2 separate regions of the Mus musculus genome follow, and region 1 is linked to region 2. Evidence: chromatin loops called from intact Hi-C (ENCODE). Cell type or tissue: heart. All regions are shown on one strand. Links, peaks and the distances in the headings refer to the core of each region. The heading gives the core; the rest is flanking DNA. Region 1 holds the start of Gm52569 (a long non-coding RNA gene). Region 2 overlaps Kcnb1 (potassium voltage gated channel, Shab-related subfamily, member 1).

Region 1 (10,430 bases), core at 1,218-9,217, 110 kb before region 2:
CCAGCCCTGAGGCCACTGTCTAGGAGAGACGATTAAGAAACCATTGCAACTAGACTCGCTGCCTGGCTCACACCTGCCGATTTGTGTTGCCACACTAGGTTCCACGGGCACTTAGACACTCCAGTAACTCACTGCTGTTGGTGGCTTCGATGGAGCCTTACATGTCGACAGACCACCTCTGACCCTTGGCTCTGAGCAGCTCACCAGGCTTAGGTCAGCATGACGGCGGTCCAGGACCCCCCTCACCCTGGCCCCATGCATCCCAGGTCCACATGGGGAGACTGGGTCAGCAGCCCAGTCTTTGTCCCATGCCTGTCCATCTGGAATTGTATTACCAGCCCTCTGCTGGATTTCACAGAGGAGGCGCTGACTTCATAGTTGTCTAGAAGCCTGTGGGTTCCTTGTCCAAGTCTGCGCACCAGGCAAGGACAGACTGTCTTGGCCAGGAGCTCATGATGTAGGGTGAGGCCATCCAGTATTGGAGCCTCAGCTGTGCCCTTCCCTGCCTATGTTGCCTTGTCCTGACACTGCTCTTTGTATGCGAGTTTCTCCACTATAAAACTGTCCCAGTGGTAACTGTTATTCCTTCGGCGTGCATGCGATCTTTTTTGAGTATATTAAGTGGCAAATACCTATCTTCTGTGGCTGGTCGCAGGACGCTCATGCACAGAGACCTGCAGGCGCTCACAGAAGCCATGTATACCAACCTTCGCACGGTCCTGCTGGGTGACTCCACAGAAGCAGGCAGTGGCTGGCAGGAGACAGGTCTCCTTGAGTTCTCCTACAACGCCCTGCTCAGGTGAGCCCACAATCTTGTCATGGCTGAGGGAACTGGGGGCTACCCTGTGGGTGGGGACACTGTGGGAGATGCTCAAAGGAGGGAGGTGGTTCAGGTGGAACCCCGAATTCACTTCACACAACTTGAGCTATAAACCAGATGTTAACTGTCAAAGGGTGTCGAGTGTCTGAGTGTCCTCCAAAGCGAGAGTCCTTGTCTTAGTCACGGTTTCCATTCCTGCACAAAGCATCATGACCAAGAAGCAAGTTGGGGAGGAAAAGGTTTATTCAGCTTACACTTCCACATTGCTGTTCATCACCAGAGGAAGTCAGGACTGGAACTCAAGCAGGTCAGGAAGCAGGAGCTGATGCAGAGGCCACGGAGGGATGTTACTTACTGACTTGCTTCCCCTGGCTTGCTCAGCCTCCTTTCTTATAGAACCCAAGACTACCAGCTCATGGATGGTACCACCCACAATGGGCCGGGCCCTCCCCTCATTGAGAAAATGCCTTACAGCTGAATCTCATGAAGGCATTTCCTCAAAGGAGGCTCCTTTCTCTGTGATAACTCCAGCTTGTGTCATGTTGACACACAAAACCAGCCAGCACAGTCCTCTAGCTGAGCATCACAGCATCTGTGCTGTGGCTTAGACTCTGGCTAGCAGTGCTGCTTGGGAGACTCACCAGGGAGCTCGACCTGAGGTCGGACCTCATAACTGTAGTAAAAACAGTGCAGCAAAGTGCAGCTTCTTCAGCTGTGCAGCGTCTTCAATGGTCCCACAGGAAACAGCAGGGGCCACAGCAGGTGCGTTCCTGATGCCTGAGAAGGCAGAGACCCAGAAATGGGGCATCTGGGGGCTTTCAGCCACAGGGCTATGGGGCGCCGGCTGTGCCAAGACTTTAGTGAGGAAACATCACGGGCAAGGCCCTGGTGTGGGAAGAAGCCAGGGTGGCGAGAGCAAAGCTGGGAAGTGGCAGAGGAGAGAGCAGGTAGAGATGTCTGCAGAAGTCGGCCTCTCAGCCCGGAGGAAGGCTTTGGAATGTAGGCTCAGCTGGATGGTGACTTTAGGGACTTACGAAGGGGCCCCAATGCAATCTAGTTTATGTTTCTATGTAGAGGACATCTGTAGGTGAGAACCAGGCAGGGGCACCAACTATCTGTGAGTCGTAGTGATAGCCTGGACCCTAAGAGGGCAAGAATACACGGTTGGCAGGACCTACTGAAGGCTTTTATCAGGTGAGGATGTATAGGGTCTACGGAAGGGAGGTAGGGGGCCTTAGGAAAGGGCTGGTTGTCACCAGCATAGGCGTCCCGCGGGGCCTGGGCCTGGCCTGAGTTCCTGCCTCTACCTTTGTGCTGGGACACTGCAGTTACCTGAACTAGGAAAGTATGTAACATTCAGAAAGGCAGATAGGAGGTGACAGTCCATATGACCCAATATGTCCTGTGGTGGCCCTCCCTCAAAGTGGCGTCCTAAGCTCCACTCTGGCCTCCTTGGCTCTCTGGCAACTCACTTCACCCTGAGCAGAGGGCTCCTTTCCAGGGCCCAGGTAGTTGGGTTTCCTCCCGGGAAAGCTTGCTACATAGTCTCTAGGCCACTAACTCCACCTTCTGGGAGCTGTGGGTTTTCTGTCAGCTCCGTTTTAGTTTATGGCACAGAGTGCCACCTACTGGCCACCTGGATCCATGTACGCTGGTAGGGGAGCTGACTATTATAAGTGCGTCCCCACGTCTGCCCAGAGTTAGAAGAGGGGAAGAAAGGAATCTTTCAGGCTGAGGATGAGGTACAGGGAAGGAAGGCTGAGCTTGGCCTCTGAGCCCTAACTGTTCCTAGGGGAAGCGGGTTTCTTGTTAGCCCAGAGGAGAGAGCAGGAGTGAGTCTCCTACCTTGAGGGTTCGTTTCCAGGGGCACAGACACTGGGCTGGGCTGGAGAGGGAAGTGGGGTGCAGGTGGGTTGTGATGGTGGCCTGCATGGCTCTTGGTAGACAGGCTTGTGATGGCTTGTCACCAGAGTCCTCAGGAGTGTGTTCTATTTGTATATCCATCTTTCCAGTCACCCTACCACCCACACACCCCATCCACATCCACCCACTCTCATCCATTCATCTACCCATCCATCCACCCCCCACCCCCTTCACATCTCTGCATCCACCCATTTATCCACCCACCCATCCACACCTCTGCATCCATCCATGTATCTACCCACTCAGCCACTTACTACTGCTCCACAGACTTAGCTACCCACCACCAGTGACCTAACATTCATTGCGGGCCTACTGTGGCATGCACATTGTGGGTGTGGTGCCGGGTGGGGACTGTGCATGCTTCTCTCAGTCTCTCCCCCCTCCTTCCTGTTTCTCCCTCTCCCTGCTTGGAAAACCCTCTCCTGGGAGACCTGTGACTGGGGGAGCTTAGGAAGGTGTAGTGTTCTGCTCCATTCTGTTGCTGTGATAAAACACTCTGACTAAAGACAACTTGGGAAACAAAGGGTTTAGTTCATCTTACATTTTCAGGTCAGAGTCCATCCCCGAAGGAAATAGGCTTGGTAGGAACAAAAGAGGCAGGGTAGGAACTGAAGAAGGGAACCTGAGGCGGGGTAGGAACAAAAGAAAGTCAGGACCTGACTCGTTGCTGTCCCCCACAGCGCCGGCTACCTGACCCTATATGGAGTGGAGGCCTCACCACGCACCCATGAGAGTCAGGCCCAAGATCGTGTCCACTCAGCGGATGTTTTCCATACCTTCCGCCAGCTGGATCTGCTGCTCCCCAAACTGGCTCGAGGCTCCTTGTCAGCGGGTAAGCACCATGAGGTCACTGCAGAAATGGGTGCTTGTTAGTGGCATTTTAATAACTGTGTTACAGTTTTCCTCTTACCCGGCTAGCTCCCAAATAATTGAGATTGGATCGTTATATTTAGTTAACACGCTTTAAAGGCACAACAACTGAGCAGTTACCACTCTGTTTTAGTCTTTTATGCTGATCTGGCTACCTCCCTACCCAAATCCCCAAGATGGCTTTCTATCTCTTTCCTGGGCTGCATCCCCTCCCCTGGTTGGCAAGAAGTCCCGCCCTATTCTCTCCCCTGCTCAGTCATTGGCTATTAAGCTCTCTTTATTGACATATCAGGGAACAATTGGGAAGCTGGTGTTTACATAAGATTGAGACAGGAGATTCTCTGAATAAGGATTGCAACCAGATACAAGGGAGACAGAAATGAGCGTTTGAATCTTCACACAGTGCACAAGAACATTTTGCCCATAGGTGGTGGGTCCTGTGCACAGAAGACTGAATGGTCTTTCCTGTAAGAAGCAACAATAACCAGGCGTGGTAGTGCACACCTTTAGTGTCATCACAGAGGCAGATAGATCTCTGTGAATTTGAGGCCAGTCTGGTTTACATAACCAACTCCAGGGCAGCCAAGACTACATAGTGAGACGCTATCTCAAACAACCAAAAATTAACTAATTAATTAGCTAATAGAAAGAAAAGGAGTGAAAACTGTGTGATAAACCATCCAAGGAAAACACTCAAGATGGAAGGATGTGTTTTGGCTCCTGGTTTCAGAGGTTTCGATCCACAGCCACTTGACTCCATTGCTGTGGGCCTGTGCTGTACCTGAACACAGTGGGGGTGGGAGCACTCAGTAGGAGCACTCAGCAGAGGAGGCTGCCTACCTCACGGCAGCCTGGAAGTGGAGAAAGCTGGAAGAAGGGTCTGGTGATATTACACACCCTTCAAAGGCACATACCCACGATCTGCTACCTCCCCCCCCCGCCGCCCCCCCCCAGCCGTACACCCACCCATCTGGCCATTAGCCCATCTATGAGGCTAATTTCCTCACAACCCAGCTGTCTCCCCATAATGCCACCAGCTGGGAACCAAGCCTTCAGTATGTGAGCCTGTTGGGGACGCATTTCACATCCAGACCATCACAGTCCATTTGGATTCAGAGCTCTTGAGGACACTGAACCCTAGGGCTGTGACCTGTCTTCCTGTTGGTTTGCCAGCCTGCTGGGCAGAGGCTGTAGCTTCCTTCCTCTTGTCACATCACTGTCAGAGACAAGCATCAACCCGGAGGGCAGGAATGGGCATCAGGCATCTCGCTCACCTCTCCGCCTAGCATGTTGAGCTCTCCTTTGGCTTCTCCAGCCTCTGCAGGCCCTCTCTGGGCTTTCACTCTCTAATGTAGTTGGGGGGGGGGGTCCGGGGCTCCCACAGGTGAAATCACTTGTCACAGGAGCAGCAGGCAGGTGGTAGAATAGGCTATGTGCACACTTTGTCTGCTTGAGAAACCCAGTGTGCTAAACATATGTCCCATCCCAGCACCAGTTGGTTCTCCAGAAAATGTTTCTTCAACTCTCCCTCCTTCCATGGGATACAGAGGGTAGATCCATGAAAGGCTGTTTCCTAGTGTGAGCAGCAGGTGGCAGTGTTGGACAGTTGCTCTCAGGCAGACTCAAGCAGTTCCCAGACCTGGTGGGTGCGGTATGCCCGGGAGACCAAGTGGCGGAAACCCTACCAAAATATCAAATCAGATCGTTTTCTCCCATGGTCTCTCTTCCAGGAAATGACCCCACAGACACACTCATATACAGTGATAGATACTCATGGCCACACTGTGACCACAGAGCTAAAACTGACCCGTGCCAGAATAGGGGCTGATTAAATTGCTGACGCACTGTGTGAGAGCATTGTATGAGAAGAGCCCCCCAAACCTGTGGAAGAGAAGGGGATGAAATCCATGATGATCAAGGTGGGGGGCGTTGGCCAGAGCCTTCCACCTCAATCCAGATGTGGTAGCGATGTGCTTGAATTTTTGCCTTTAAGAAATGAGATGAAGCAAAGAGAAGCTGAATTCTTACAGCACACCAAGTGTGAAGGCTTAGGTTACTGCTTCTGCCTCCTCCTCCTCCTCCTCCTCCTCCTCCTCCTTCTCTTCCTCCTCCTGTTCTCTTCCTCCCTTTCATTGTCTGTCTGTCTGTCTGTGGTTTACTCATATGTGTTATGTGCACTTTCTTTTTTTTTTAATTTTATTTATTATTATATCTAAGTACACTGTAGCTGTCTTTAGACACACCAGAAGAGGGCGTCAGATCCCATTACAGATGGTTGTGAGCCACCATGTGGTTGCTGGGATTTGAACTCAGGATCTTTGGAAGAGCAGTCAGTGCTCTTAACCACTGAGCCATCTCTCTAACCCTTATATGCACTTTCAATCCTCCTGCCTCCACTATTGCTAAGATCACAGTTGTACAGCCACACCTGGCTTTCTTTCTCTTAGTGTTTCCTGTGTACATGTGAAATTCTCCATCTTTTCAAGTATATTTCAAATATAAAAATGTATCCGTGTTGCCCAAAACATACACATGAAAAGAAAGTTGGCCCTCTAAGGCCTTGAGAGTCCTGAGGGTTTGTATGCTTTATTTGAATACTTTTGGGGGGGGCAAAGGGGGCTAAGAGATAATCTTGCTGTGTAGGCCAGGATAGCTGGGAACTCACTATATAGCCCAGGCTGGCCTCAAACTGGTGATTTTCTTATCTCTGCCTGCTGAGTGTTGGGATTACAGTTGTGTGCTTCAGTTTACTCACCCAACAGGACACATTTACAGTAAGAGTCACAGTGTGACCAAGATTCTAATGGCCCCGAGGTAACACACCAGACATTTACAGGTCATCTCTACCAAGCTATCTCTGAGCTCAGAGGGGCATTCAGGACAAGATTTGAGTGTACAGGGGTGAAGGCCTTGCTCCGTGGATAAGGAAGTGACTGTGGCCCAGAGATGGCCAGGCCTCAGTCAGACCCATGCAACATGGGCTTCTGCGACCTCTGTGTCTGGGTCACTCCCTCTGTCCTCTGGACACAGGGTTGGGTCAGACCGCCCTGTGGTGCTTTTTAGTTGTTATGAAAAACCATGATCTGGAAAAGGGCTCGTGAGTAAAGTGTTGGATGCCGGGCACGAGGGACTGTCATGAGGGACTGTCTGGACCCCAGCCCCTAGGGGAGAGTTGAGTATGGTGCCTATAACCCTAGCGCTGGGGAGTGGGGTGGGTCCTTTGAGGTTCCCTGTGGGTCAATGTGGCTAAAAAGGCAAGTTGTAGGTTCAGTGAGAGACCCTGGCTCGAAAAACAAGGTGGGAAGCAATAGAGCAGCAGTTCTTACCCTGTGAGCGCGAGTCACATGACCCTTTCACAGAGGTCACCTAAGACATCAGAAAACACAGATACTTACATTATGAGTCATAACAGTAGCAAATTTACAGCAATTAAGTAGCAATGAAACACTTTTATGATTGGGGGTCACAACATGAGGAACTGTACTATAGGGTACTGAAGGGTCACAGCGTTAGGGAGGGTGAGAACCTCTGCAATAGAGGAGAATACATGCATACATGTACACAGGCACACAAGCACACATGCACACAGGTACACAGGCACACAGGCACACATATACACATGCACACAGGCACACATACACACATGCACATAGGCACACATACACACATGCACACAGGCACACATGTACACATTCACACAGGCACACATACACCCATGCACACAGGCACACATGTACACAGGCACACAGGCACACATGTACACATGCACACAGGCACACATGTACACATGCACACAGGCACACATGTACACAGGCACACATGCACACATGCATACAGTCACACATACACACATGCACACAGGTACAAATGCACACATGCACATATGCACACATGCACACAGGCACACATACACACAGATGCACATGCACACAGGCACACATGTACACATGCACAAATGCACACATGCACATATGCATACATGCACACAGGCACACAGGTACACAGGCACACAGGCACACATGCAAACATACATACATGCACACATGTACACATGCACACAGGCACACATGCACAGAGGCACACATGCACAGAGGCACACATGTACACATGCACACAGGCACATATGTACACAGGCACACATGCACACAGGTACACAGGCACACAGGCACACATGCACACAGGTACATAGGCACACAGGCACACAGGTACAAATGCACACATGCACATATGCACACAGGCACAAAGGCGCACATGCACACAGGCACACATGTACACATGCACAAATGCACACATGCACAAAGGCGCACATGCACACAGGCACACATGTACACATGCACAAATGCACACATGCACATATGCATACATGCGCACAGGCACACATTGATGAACGCACCAACATACACATGTACCCACATACACACCATACACAACAAACAACATACTCATGCAGCCACAATGACTGCACGATGAGAGATTGCAATTGTAAGGTTGGGCCTCAGGGACAGCCAGATATTTCTGTGGCTGAGTTGAGACCTTTGCCTCTGGTCAGGGAACACTGGGGACATCTGAACCATTGCTGAGGTGATGCTGTGACCTCCTCCCTGTGTCCTTGTTGTTGTTTTTTTTAACTCCAGATGTTGATCTTGAATGGGGACTCTCATAGCCTGAGTGGGGCCTGTGCTCCCAGGACATGGGGAGCTCTCAAGAACCCGACACAGCTGGGCGTGGTGGCGCACGCCTTTAATCCCAGCACTTGGGAGGCAGAGGCAGGCGGATTTCTGAGTTGGAGGCCAACCTGCTCTACAAAGTGAATTCCAGGACAGTTTTTAAGTCAGTTGTATAGCCCTGTGTGGCTGGAAAAACAAACAAACAAACAAACAAACACCCGACACAGTGGGAGTCCTGGGAAAGTTTTGTCTCAGGTGAGCCCATGAGCTCAATACTTTAAATCTAGACTGCCACATGACTGGAAGTGGTATGAAGAAGTTGAACACATTTTCTCAAAATGTTGCCATCCAACTTCAAAAACAGTAAGTCGAGGCTAGGAAAAGGTCTGCAGAGTGTTGGCCACAGAGCCACGGGACCTGAGTTTCGATCCCAGTGCCTGTAACACCTAAGGGCTGTGTGTGTGGTGATGCACCTACAGTCCCAGCCCTGGGCTCTCTGTTTTTAAGTCAGTTGGCAGCATTTGCAGGCCACTGCAAGCAGCATTGCCCCGTAGGCAAAGATTCTCTCCCATACCTGCTCAGGTCTAGGCTGGTGTCCTTGAGGCAAAGCTTACCCCTTAGAGACCCTGAGATGCCTTTGTGGCCTGTGCAGGCTCCAATGTCAAAGTCACAAACATAAGAGGAGGCTAGAGTGGAAGGGCCCGATTTCTATCCCCAGCCCCAGGAACTAAAGACAGATGGACGGAGACAGACAGACACAGGAACACCTGGATTATTGGCTTTTTTTTCTCCCCCATTTGGTTTTTCAAGACAGGGTTTCTCTGTGTAGCTCTGGCTGTTTTGGAACTCACTCTGTAGACCAGGCTGGCCTTGAATTTACAGAGATCTGCCTGCCTCTGCCTCCCAAGTGTTGGGATTAAAGGCGTGCGCTACCACACCTGGCCCAGATTATCAGTTTCCTTAGAAAATGTGGTGTGTGCCTGGGTGGAGCCACTTGCTCCAGTATGTCTGAGGGTAGGTTGGAGCGGCCTGGAGGTCTCCCCTCTCTTCAGATCTACATAGCTTCCTCTGTGGAATCTTCCTCTGCTGACCTTACCTGTCTGCTCTAGAGGAGTTTGAGTGGAGACCCCAGATCTGTGTCCCCCACCAATGGCCAATGCAGCTCTTTCCGGGATGCTGAGCCCCCTTGCCTTTCGTGCAGGGTCTGGCCTTGCTTTGGTCTAGGTCTCAAGGGGGAGAGGCTGGTGCCTCGAGTGTGGTCCTCCTAAATGGCTTCATAAAGCCTCACACACTCATCAAATCCCTATTGGGTTCTTGCTACGGAGACGCTCTCTCTTGCAGGAACAGGCCCTTATGCCTTTCTACTAAGGGATGCGGGTCCTAGGCAACTCTTACAGGGCATCACCCCAGGCTGTCCTATCAGTGACACCCAGAATACTTGTGAAAGGCTGAGGTTGGGTGGCCCTGGCCTAGAGGCGACTATCACCATCTTCTTCTGTGCTCCGTCCCCGCAGGGGATAAAGACCATGCATGCAGTGTCAAAAACCGCCTGTGGAAGCTGCTGTCCCCAGCCAGGCTGGCCTCCAGGGCTGACCGGAGCAGCTGGCTGGAGAGTTATCTGAGACATCTTGAGGAGATGGGGGTGTCAGAGGAGATGCAGGCCCGGGCTCTGGTGTTGCAGCTCTGGGCCACACAGGTAAGCATGGCTGTGTAGGTGCGGAATTCACGTGCGTGTGCTGGTGTGAGCAGATGAGGGTGTGAGCACATGGCTTGCTGGTTGACCCCACCCCGCACTGTTTCTCTCGTCCAGTGGCTTTGGAAACAGGTGGTCCAAATGATAGGCTTTGGTTGTTTAACATAAAGAAAAATGGCAGACTGATAGAAAAATGGGACTCATGTAGCCCAGGCTGGCCTCAAACATGCCAAGGACAATCTTGAACATGTGATCCTCCTTCCTCCATCTGTTGAATGCCAGGGCATGCTGGGAAGGCTGTGCCTCTAGCTTGTAGCTTAATTTCTCCAACCTCTCTGCCTTAGTTCCTTTCTTCCTTGCTCCTGCTGTGGTTTCCTCCCATTTGTGACCAAGTTGCGAATAACCCAACTTACGTTACAATGTCTCCAGGGAGGGAGATTGTCCTCCTACAGCCTGT
Region 2 (10,430 bases), core at 877-8,876:
CGAGTGGCCCTGGGCCCACAAGGAGCTCATCACTGAGAATACACAGTGAACGAGGGAACAGAGGAGGCAGGGAGAGGGTTCTGGGAGCAGAGGCCCAAGCTCAGAGTGCTGCAGCCAGGGCTCCCTGCAGCTCTTTTCCTTCCCTGAAACAGCAACACAGCCCCTCCAAGGTCGTGACTAAGCCTCCTGTCGGTGTCTCCTGGGCACAGCTGAACACTGCCAGCATCTCTCAGAGGATAAAAACGGTGGTGCTTTCTGGGGTGCCTCATTGTATTGCTCTTCTGCTGTGAGTGGCCATCGCAGCCTGAGCTGCACTTGGTATAGAAGGACCTCTCAGGTCTGTGCCTTCCCTCTTCCTCCCTTCCCCCATCTCCCTAACTCAAACATGCTCGCCCAGCAGCTTCCACCCCAGGGCCTTTGCACCTGCTGTCCTTCCCGCGGATGTTTCCCTAGCGCCAGCTTCTTCTTCTTTAGGCCTGAGCCCAGACATCACCTTTGCCCAGAAGCCCAGCCCCGCCAGCCAAAAGGAATCACCTAATAGCCACCTCCTTCTCACAGGTCCCCTTCACCCTCCATAGTCGTTGCCAAACCAACCTGTTTTGCTTCTGGTCAGTATAACTGTTTCTCTGCAAGACTGTCGGGTTCTCACACACACACACACTCAGGTTTCTGCCTAAACTGTTTACTGTTGGGTCTCTAGTATGAGACATGGCGTGTCCGTGAGTGAGCAAACAAATGGGAGAATGAATGAATGAATGAGTGAGTGAGTGAATGAATGAATGAATGAATGAATGAATAAATGAGAAAGTGAGTGAAAGGCTGACTGGGTCATAAACACCCGAACCCCTATTTGAGGTAACAGTTATGCACACCAGGCAAGCACTACCAACTGAGCCACATTGCAGCCCAAGTACAGGATCTTTTTTTTTTAAAAATAAAGATTTATTTATTTATTTATTTATTTATTTATTTATTTAATGTATATGAGTACACTGTAGCTGTCTTCAGACACACCAGAAGAGGGCATTGAATCCCATTACAGATGGTTGTGAGCCACCATGTGGTTGCTGGGAATTGAACTCAGAACCTCTGGAAGAGCAGTCAGTGCTCTTAACTGCTGAGCCATCTCTCCAGCCCCAAGTACAGGATCTTAACCAACACACTCGCTGCTGGCCTCCTGCAGGACAGAGGTCACCGTTCATCTCCAGACGTCACTGAGTCTATGCACAAGGCCCTGCATTCGATCCCCAGCAATTCTGAAATGGTTTTCATTAATTCTACCTCCTTGCTTTATAATTAATTCCTGAAGGAAGACAGGGATCAGGCTGGGCCCAGGCCTGTCCTTTCAGCCAGAAGCTGAGGCAGGAGGATCATAAGTGCAAGGCCAGCCTGGACAACGCACTCTGCTGTCACTTTTGTTTACATAGATAGAGGCCATGCCCTGGGGTGAGAGAGTCACTGGATCTCTGAATCACTGTGGAAGGGGACGGTGCCGGAGCCCACCCGACTCTCAGTGGCTGTTGTGTGAGACATGAAGGTGCTTGCCTGGTGATGCCCAGTTGGAGTTAGAAGGCAGCTCTTCCGACTCCTGTGAGACCAGACAGGAAGGTGAGGAAATATCTCACCAGCGAAGGCATCCTCCTTGTTTGAGGGGCAGTGGACCGTGCCACCAGACAGAAGACCTGGTAGGGTTGGAGCAAGTTTGGAATCCCTGTTAAGCCTCATAATTGAGAACGGCAGGAGTAGGAACGAACCTCTGACCATATTCCTGTCCTGGAACACGTGACCACAACACCCCACATGACAACGGGTCACATAGCGTGAAAACCTGGAGTTCTCCGTGCTAGTGAGGTATCGAGATAGGTCCTGACTGTTTACCCAATGGGCTTCCCTTCCTGCAGAAGGCATTCAATCTCTGGTTTATCCTCAGCCACCATGAATAAAACAATTTGGACAAGCAAGTCCTGGCTCTTTCATCAAGGACTGTTGCGGAGGGAGGCCTTGGTCATACAAAGCAGTGCCTAACATGGCTGTGAAGATGACCCTCCTGAAGGCCTTGTTGTAGCTTTAGCCATTGGGTGTGCGGTCCCCCACCCAGCATCTCTCCTGACCCACGGGGAGTGCTTTCAGCTGTGAGCTACCACAGTTAGATTCTCAGGGACCATTTCCACATCCACATCCCACCATACCAGGGGACAGAGGCTCCCATTAGAGGCTTAGAGCCTGTAGACGCCATCCTGCCTGGCCAGCCACACACCTCTTAATTATATTCCCAGTGCTGTTCTACAGCAGGGACAGCCCACACCATTTGTCAATCCTGACTGACAGTGCGTCCCCCGGCTTCTCATATCCTCAGCCGGTCTAGGGGACCCGGTGGTCACCCAGCCAAAAGGGCATTGTCCTGGACTTTCCCTTGCAGAAGGGAACCTTAGGGACATCTCCCTTGTCTCCCCCATGTGGACCAGGGCTGACCTCTGCTTTCCCCTTCACAAGGTTGCTCAGGAGACAGGAGGGAGACAGTCCCCAGCCTCTGACCTCCACAAGGAAAGTGCCTGTCACAACGTGTGTGTGTGTGTGTGTGTGTGTGTGTGTGTGTGTGTGTGTGTGCCAAGTATCCATGTGCACATGCCAGGGCACAGTGAGCACACACGTGTGCTCGCCACAGTGTGCAGGGGGAGATCAGAGGGCAGCTTGTGGGACTCTTCTCCTTCCACCACGTGGGCACCAGGATTGAACTCAGAATGCCAGGCTTTGCAGCCAGCACCTTGCCTCAGTGCTGCTGCCCAGCGCTAGGCTTTTGTTTGTTCGATTGCTATGAGGCCCTGGGAATTGAACTGAGGAATTCAAATAGGCTAGGCAGGCATTCCACCACTGAGCTGTATTTCCAGGCCTCTCCTATATTCTGTGAAATGGGGGTTTCATGTAGCCCAGGCTGGCCGCAAACTCCCTCTGCAGCTAACTATGACTTTGAACTTCTGATCTGCCTTCCTCTGCACTCCCCAAGTACTGGGATGACAAGAGCCCCACCATACCTGGTTCATGCTTGGGTGGAGCCCAGAGCTCCGTATGTGCTAGACCAGTGTTCAACACATGAGACACATACAGGCCAGTCATTCATTCACTCATTCACTCACTCATTCATTCATTCAATCATTGAGACAGGCTCTTGTGTAGCTCAGGCTGCCCTGGAACTATCAGTTCTGAAACTATGGTAGACTGAATATTGGGGTAACTGGCATGTGCCACTGTACCCATCTTTCTGTGCAGCTTAGCTGAGGTCTCCCATTATCCCCGAGGACTCAGGTTTGAGACTGAGCCCATGCCCACAAACTGGAAAGTATCTACAGAAAACATTGCTGCTGAAAATACCCTATGGACATTTCAGAGAGAAGGGAAGCCTGTGCCTCTGGGGACAGCTGGGGTGGCTTCCCTGAGGAGGTGACTACAGTGACTACAGATGAGAAGCAGTCAGCTAGCAGAGGGGAGCGAGAAACATTGCAGGCATGAGGGACAGTGTGGGCAGAGGCACAAGGCAGGAAGGACCATAGAGACCAGGAGGGGGATAGAAAGGCCTGCGATGAGAGAGCAGAGGGGCTGAGACCCAACGCTCTGGGCCTGCACACTAAGCTCCTGTGGCTGGAGATGCAAACCACACAGACCAAGAGCTGCCAGGCCTCTCTGTACAAGGTCAGCCTAGTGCTGGGGTTAACCCGTTCATATCCAGAATAGTTGTTCTCCCCATCGGTCTCCCAGGCAGCGGGGCCGGAGAAAGAAGAGGGGGCCACACCAATTCCAAGTGCCTTTTGCTGCCCAGACCTGGTCACAGGACCTCATCTACGCAGCAAGGGGAGCTGGGAAATGCAGTCTCTATCCTAGATGGTCCACGCCCAGCAAGAAGGAGGGAATAAGCACTAGGGGATGTGGTCTGTAGAGTGACTTTGAGGAGGCAGGAGAGACATCTCTTTGCAGTGGTACCAGTGAGACCTGATGATGTTTGGGACACGGTGGTGGCTGTAGGGTGGACAGGAAAGGACAAATCTGGTGATGTTTGTAAAGAGGAATTGGCAGGATGTGAATATGGGGAAATTAAGGCAGATTGGTAGGACTGCTCCCAACCCTTCTGTTTCTGCCTCTGTAATTCCATGAAGATCTCTAGAACATTTTTTTGTTGTTGTTTTTCCAGACAGGGTTTCTCTGTATAGCCCTGGATGTCCTGGAACTCACTCTGTAGACCAGGCTGGCCTCGAACTCAGAAATCCGCCTGCGTCTGCCTCCCAAGTGCTAGGATTAAAGGCGTGTGCCACCACTGCCCGGCCGAACATTCTTTACACATAGTAGCAGATCTGTTAATAGCAATTCTCATTGTCATAGTACCAGGCAGGCCCAGAACTGCAGGAGCATGTAGCTATGGTGAGGTGCAAAGGCTCTGGGCATCCACCTGGGAAGCAGTTGTTGCTCCTCAGCACCACCTAGTGGCCATGACTGGAAGTACAGGTTGGTGGAGTGCCTCTAGTTTGTGGAGGGAATCTAAACATCTGGCTTTTTATGTGAAATCTCCCCCATTTTAACCAGATGTGGCAGTGCATACCTGTAATTCCAACATTCGGGAGAATCTCAAGTTCAAGGCCTAACCCTGATCTATATAATGAGTTCCAGGCCAGCCAAGACAATGAGATCCTGTCTTAAACAAACCAACACAATGAACAAAAACTCCCAATTTGAAACATAGGCAACTAAGGAAAATGAATCCCGGAGGGATCTTGCTGGATGGGTGTTCCCAGGCTGTGCCCTGCACCCCTGTCCTCTTGTGATGGCTTCTCTTGCCCAAGGCCCAGGTGCCTGCCAACATCCGCTGCCACTCCAGCATCCCCCACCCCCACCCCAGCCCTTGCCGCAGGCAGGGAGGGGTCAGCTCCTGGAGCTGTTCCCAATCCTTTAATCGGATCCACTCCAGTGACCCTTCCAATTAAAACTCCCTGATGTAATCCCCCTGGACCCCCCTTAAAACCCAGGAAGCGGAAGGACCATAAAAGGAGCCCCTTCTTGTGTCCTTGAGCCCTTCTTGGGGAGCCCCAGGGCCTGAGACCACATCCCAGCTCCACCAAGAGAGCGTACGTCAAATGTTAACAAATGATAATTTTAAAAGCATTATGGTGTTGCAAAGCAAGTGCCGATAAAAATAGGATAAGGAGTCATTTTCTGCCAAGGACACCCCATTGCTTTTAGTCCCTGCGACCTGAAGAGTGTCACAGGAGGGAAGCAGGCCCTTTGGTTGGTTTTCTCAGACAGGGTCACTGTTATCCCCAGCTCCTGAGTCAGTGCCAGGCAGAGCGGGTGCCCAAAGCTGAGAGCCATGAGGTTCCGGTTCATTCCCTCGGAGTCCAAGCAGGGGACGCCATGAAGGAAATGGGTCCCACACTCCTTGGCTGAATCCGGTGTCTTTGCCTCAACCTCCCTTTCCCAACAATGCTACATTTCTTAGTGTTCAGCGATGTCGGGCAGAGGTAGAGGGTCCAGAACTCTATGTGCAAGTGGCAACCCCTTAGCTAGCAGCTGGGTTCACAGCCACCTGTGACCCCCACTCCCATGAGGCCAAGGCAGGAGGATCCTGAGTTTGTGTCCCATAATGAGACCCTGTCTGTGACACTCCTGAGATCACAGGGACTAAAAGCAATGGGACGTCCTTGGCAGAAAATGGCTCCTTATCTTTATTGACACTTATTTCATATGTCATAATTTACCCACTTCTCCTATGCAATTCAATGATTGTTTTTAATATTTTAAACCATTTTATGTTAACATTTCCACATCTCTTCACTTTAAATACTGACCACTCTCATCTCCCACCTCTCTCTTATCCCCCACCCACTCCACAAATCTCTCTCGCAATAAATAGTTCGTAACTATTTATTTTGTTTTGGGACCCACTGAGATTAAACAAGGCTGTCTGTGTGACTGCAGCCTTGGAGCTGTTCCTTGGAGCTTGCTGGGCCCAGCATCAGACACAAAACTGAAGACCATGGTCCCCTCTCTTCCAGGACCTATCAGTAACCAATAGTTCAGAGGTACAGGTGGGGCCTCGTGAGTCCCACCCACTCCCTGACCGGTTGTTGGGGCTGGTCTTGTGTGGGCCCAGTGCAGGTAACTGCCGGTGATATGAGTCATGGTTATAATGCTTGTATTGAGTCATAACGAATGGTGGTGGTGGTGCACGCCTTTAATCCCAGCATTTGGGAGGCAGAGGCAGCCTCGGATCTCTGTGAGTTCAAGGCCAGCCTGGTCTACAGAGTGAGTTCTAGGACAACAAGGGCTACACAGTGAAACTGGTCTCAAAAGGAAAGGTAGAAAGAAGGAAGGAAGAAAGGGAGGAAGGAAGGAAGGAAGGAAAAGAATGGGGTTTCTCTCTGTCATCTCTTACCTCTTTCATGGCGTTTCCTGAGCCATTTGAGGGAGCAGCACACGGAGCTTGCTCGAGCTATTCTGATACCTGAATTCTGATACCATCTTTGCTTTGTCCGATCATGGCTTGGTGGAATTCTGGTTGCTTCTCTGCAGCCTTTAGGAACAACAGTTATTGGAAACACGTAGAAGAAGCAACTGGTGAGCCCCAAAGGCCCTAATTAATTTACCAAGGATCCTGTGTCTCTGCTGACCACGGTGGGCCAAGTGACCGTGGGTGCAGCCTGTCCTTTCTCTGCCGAGGCCTATGTTATTTGGACACTTGATGCCTTTTCCTCCATATTGGAAGAACAGAGAAGGGCCACGGAGGTGGCACCAACTATGGGGACTGTTGAAGACCTGATCCAGGCAACCCTGCAACCCTCTCCTGTCTGGCATACTGAGGACTCTCCTGGGACCTTCTCATGGGAAGAGAATGTGTGCTCAGGTCCCCTCAGGTTGGCTCCCGCCTGAGCCTATAACTCACTTCTTGTCACAGACGATTCACTATGTGGGTCTGCCCAGAGTTGTTCTGGGGTTAGGAAAGGAGGAGTTGCCCGCTGCACCCTGCCAGCCTCCGAGGAAACAGAACCTCCTAGCTCTTAAAGGGACAGACCTCCCACCCAAGATCCATTCCTGTAGGGATCAGAGATGTGAGCAGGTGACAATAGGATTCAGCCTGTGCCTGTACCACCCATGTGTGCCTAGCCTGTGCTGAACGTAACACAGGTCCCTGCTCTAGAACTTATAAGGGGCCAGCCCCAGAGTTTCACAACCGTAGCCAGGATAATGCTGTTTCTATGGGTCACTTTGTACGTTGCAGGATGCTGGATAGTACGCCTGTCCTCTGCCTTTCTAATGCTGGTTGTACTCCTTCTGTGGGCTACAGCAACCAAATACTTCCAAGAAATTGCTAAGATCCATCCTAGGAAGTAGCCTCGTACAGACAAGGACACTAAGTCAGGGAAGAGGCCAGCCCTCAAGGCCAAGGGTGGCAGAGCCGTGCCCAGCTGCTCAGGGAGAGTGACAGGTCAGTTTACCTTGGTATTAATGCATCTGTCACTAGGCAGGCAAAATGGGTAGGTTTGCATGTCATTTTGTAGACTGTGGCTGAAATAAAGTTAAGTGTGAATATTTTTTTGCAGAATAGTGTAGGTAACAGGAACAGGCACGGTTTGCTGTCGGGCTGACAGAAACAGGCTTTGTTTGGGAGCGCTCATGTTCTGTGCAGACAGCTGCAGAAAAGCCAGCTGATGGGAGGAGGCTGGCACACCTGTCTGCAGGCCCGTCGTTCAAGTTCACAGCGCAGCAAGCAGAAGGCGAGAATGAGCTCTCACTCCTGCCTTGGCCAGCCTCAGGCACTCAGCTTGCTGAATTTGATGACGCTCTCTGAGCCAGAGCAGGGTACACAGAAAGGCTAAGGGTCAGCCCTCTTGGATGGCATTTATAGATTCTGGGCAGTAATGGGCACATCTACATATGTGCATGCACACACATACACATGCACACACATGTGCATTCACTCACACACACACATGCACGCACACACATGTGCATTCACTCACACACAACAGGAATGAGATGTCAGGATCTACACTGTACAGCAGACCATGAAGTGGCCCTTGTTTCTAGGGAAAACAAGGATGATGTCAGAAATGTCAGAAACCACACAGGTTTTGCTTTGAGGAGAGTAAGGGTTTGGTTGGTAGCTTGGTACTTCACTTGGTACTTACCAACTTACCTATTGTGAGCAGGGTCTCATATAACACCTGCTGGCTCTTATGCACGATGTGGCCAGGGGTGACCTTGAACTCCTGACCTTCCTGCCCCAACTTCCAGGGTGCTGGGGTCACAGGTGTTCACCACCACCTCTGGTTCACCCGGTGCGGGGGCTGGGACCCACAGCCACACTCATGCTAGGCCAGCTCTGTTGCCAGCTGAATCCCCTCCCTGGCCCCCTCTCTGAACTTTTATGGCCTCTCATCTCCTACATCTAGGGGTAGTGCAGATGGTGCGGACAGTGTAGACAGTTTCAGACAGGTTGACACGTGCACACTTAATTCTCACCCTCCCACAAGCCATTTGCTCCCTGGACCCCTGAGCACAGGTTCTCTCAGATGAGTTGACTGAGCCTGAATCTCCTGCCCACCTCAAATCCAGTCAGCAACAGGCAAGAACATAAACCCATTCTCTTCCCCAGCCCCGGGGCTGTGGCAGAAAGAAAGGCGGTGGCCAAGGAGACGATGCGGGCATCTTGACACACGAGCGTAGGGTTTCACTTTTATCCTGAGAATCCTGGAAGTTGAGCAGAAACGGGTGACACTGGATTTTTTTTTTTTTTTTTTTTTACATTTTATTTCTTTATTTTTGTACAGGGTTTCTCTGTGTAGCCCTGGCTGTCCTGGAGCTCACTCTGTAGACCAGGCTGGGCTTGATCTCACAGAGATCTGCCTGCCTCAACCTCTCAAATGTTGGGATTAAAGGTGTGCCCTGACACCACTGCCCAGCTAGATTTATATTTTTACAGAAAGACCCCTGAAACCATTCATCATATCTACCTGCAGATGGATTCATTAATCTCAACAAATATTCATCAAGCCCCTTCTCTTGGCCAATCCTCTTCCATAATCATAATCTGTGTGTGTGTGTGTGTGTATGTGTGTGTGTGTGTGTGTGGAGTTCAGAGGACAACTTGTAGAGTCAGTTCTCCCGCCTTTATGTGGGCATCAGGGAGCAAACTCAGGCCTCTAGGCTTGTGTGACATCACCTTTCCCCCACTGAGCCCTTTCACCAGCCTGCAAGCTCTTTTCCTGACCCTGTGGGAAACCACATGTGCCATTGCAGAGTGGCGCTGGCTACCACTGGCCACCGCCCATGATTATGGGTAAACAACCAATGTGCGCATGTGCAGAAGAGGTTTTTGCCGAGTCACTGCCTGGCCCGACGCATATTAATGAGGTACTGGTAGCATAACCAATCAGGTATGGACACGTCACTCCTAGGCCTATATAAGCAGCACCATTTCTGGGCTCAGGGTCTTTCGCCTATGCAGTCAATGCTCTCCCAATAAACGTGTGCAGAAGGATCCTATTGTGGCGTCGTTCTTGCTGGCGAGTCGGGCGCTCACGTGACCCAAGGGAATAGTTGGCAAAGCTGGTAACACGACACCCTTGAGCCCAAACTTCTGTATTTCCCTCCAGTTCCTGAGACACATGCAGGACACCTGTGCCCGAGAGAAGGTGAACCACAAGATCTTAGACTGGGATTCTTGTTGTTAGCAAATGACCTTTGGCGTTCATCTGACATATTTAATACATATATAGATATAGATACACACACATACACATATTTTAGTTATGTGTGGGTGTTGAGTGTGAGTATATGCATGGTGTCAGATCTCCTGGAACTAGAGTTACAGATGGTTAGGGTGCTGGGAATTGAACTCAGGTCTTCTGGAAAAACACCAAGTGGTCTTAACCACTGAGCTGGCTCTCTAGCAACCCCACCCACCACGTGACTTTTAACACACTCAAGAGCTCATGCTGAGGGCTCAGGTGAACCTGGGTCCAAATCGTGGCCCTGCCATGTCTTTTTATTATTATTATTATTATTCATTTATATTATGTGGTTGTTTTGCCTGCATGTATGTTTGTGCACCCCATGTGTGCAGTCCCAGCAGAGACCAGAAGAGGGCTCTGGTCCCCTGAAAAAAGGAGTTACAGACGGTTGTGTGTGCTGGGACTCAAACCAGGTGCTCTGGGAGAGCAGCCAGTGCTCTTAACCACTGAGCCATCTCTCCAGCCCTCAGTGCTGAGTTTCTCTCTGTTCAGCTGAGCTATTGACACTTCCTCTCATGTGGGGGTGGGGAGGCTGCCTGGAATGCCTGACAGGAATAACACTTACGAGAGATAATCTAACAGTGAGATACAAATTGTGTGTGGTGTGACCCATAATCCCAGGACTTGAGAGGCAGAAAGAGGCAGGAGAGTTAG

Evidence for each region. A loop is a pair of places that touch in the nucleus more often than their neighbours do. Peaks named below come from ENCODE experiments on the same cell type or tissue, not always from the same donor. Only the 100,000 strongest peaks of a DNase experiment are listed, where the experiment ranks them.
Region 1: it touches region 2 in a loop (5-fold over the local background); 28 of 42 quality-filtered maps call a loop at or near these places.

The regions. Positions count from the first base shown.
Region 1 is chr2:167,214,354-167,224,783 of GRCm38, reverse strand. Ptgis (prostaglandin I2 (prostacyclin) synthase) reads left to right here. Exons shown (of 10, transcript NM_008968.4): 4 at 656-799; 5 at 3,424-3,575; 6 at 9,795-9,976. It overlaps Gm52569 (a long non-coding RNA gene), which reads right to left and starts at 3,428. Exons shown (of 3, transcript XR_003954099.1): 1 at 3,285-3,428; 2 at 2,666-2,705; 3 at 1,339-1,597. In heart, for the core only: CTCF peaks have their summits at 2,442 (motif pointing left) and 5,200 (motif pointing right); DNase peaks (open chromatin) are centred at 2,442 and 5,243; H3K27ac peaks cover 572 bases.
Region 2 is chr2:167,106,965-167,117,394 of GRCm38, reverse strand. The region is part of intron 1 of Kcnb1 (potassium voltage gated channel, Shab-related subfamily, member 1); the gene reads left to right. Among named protein-coding and RNA genes, the nearest start is that of Gm52568, 17 kb to the left of the region's middle. In heart, for the core only: a CTCF peak has its summit at 4,481 (motif pointing left); a DNase peak (open chromatin) is centred at 4,478; H3K27me3 peaks cover 2,113 bases.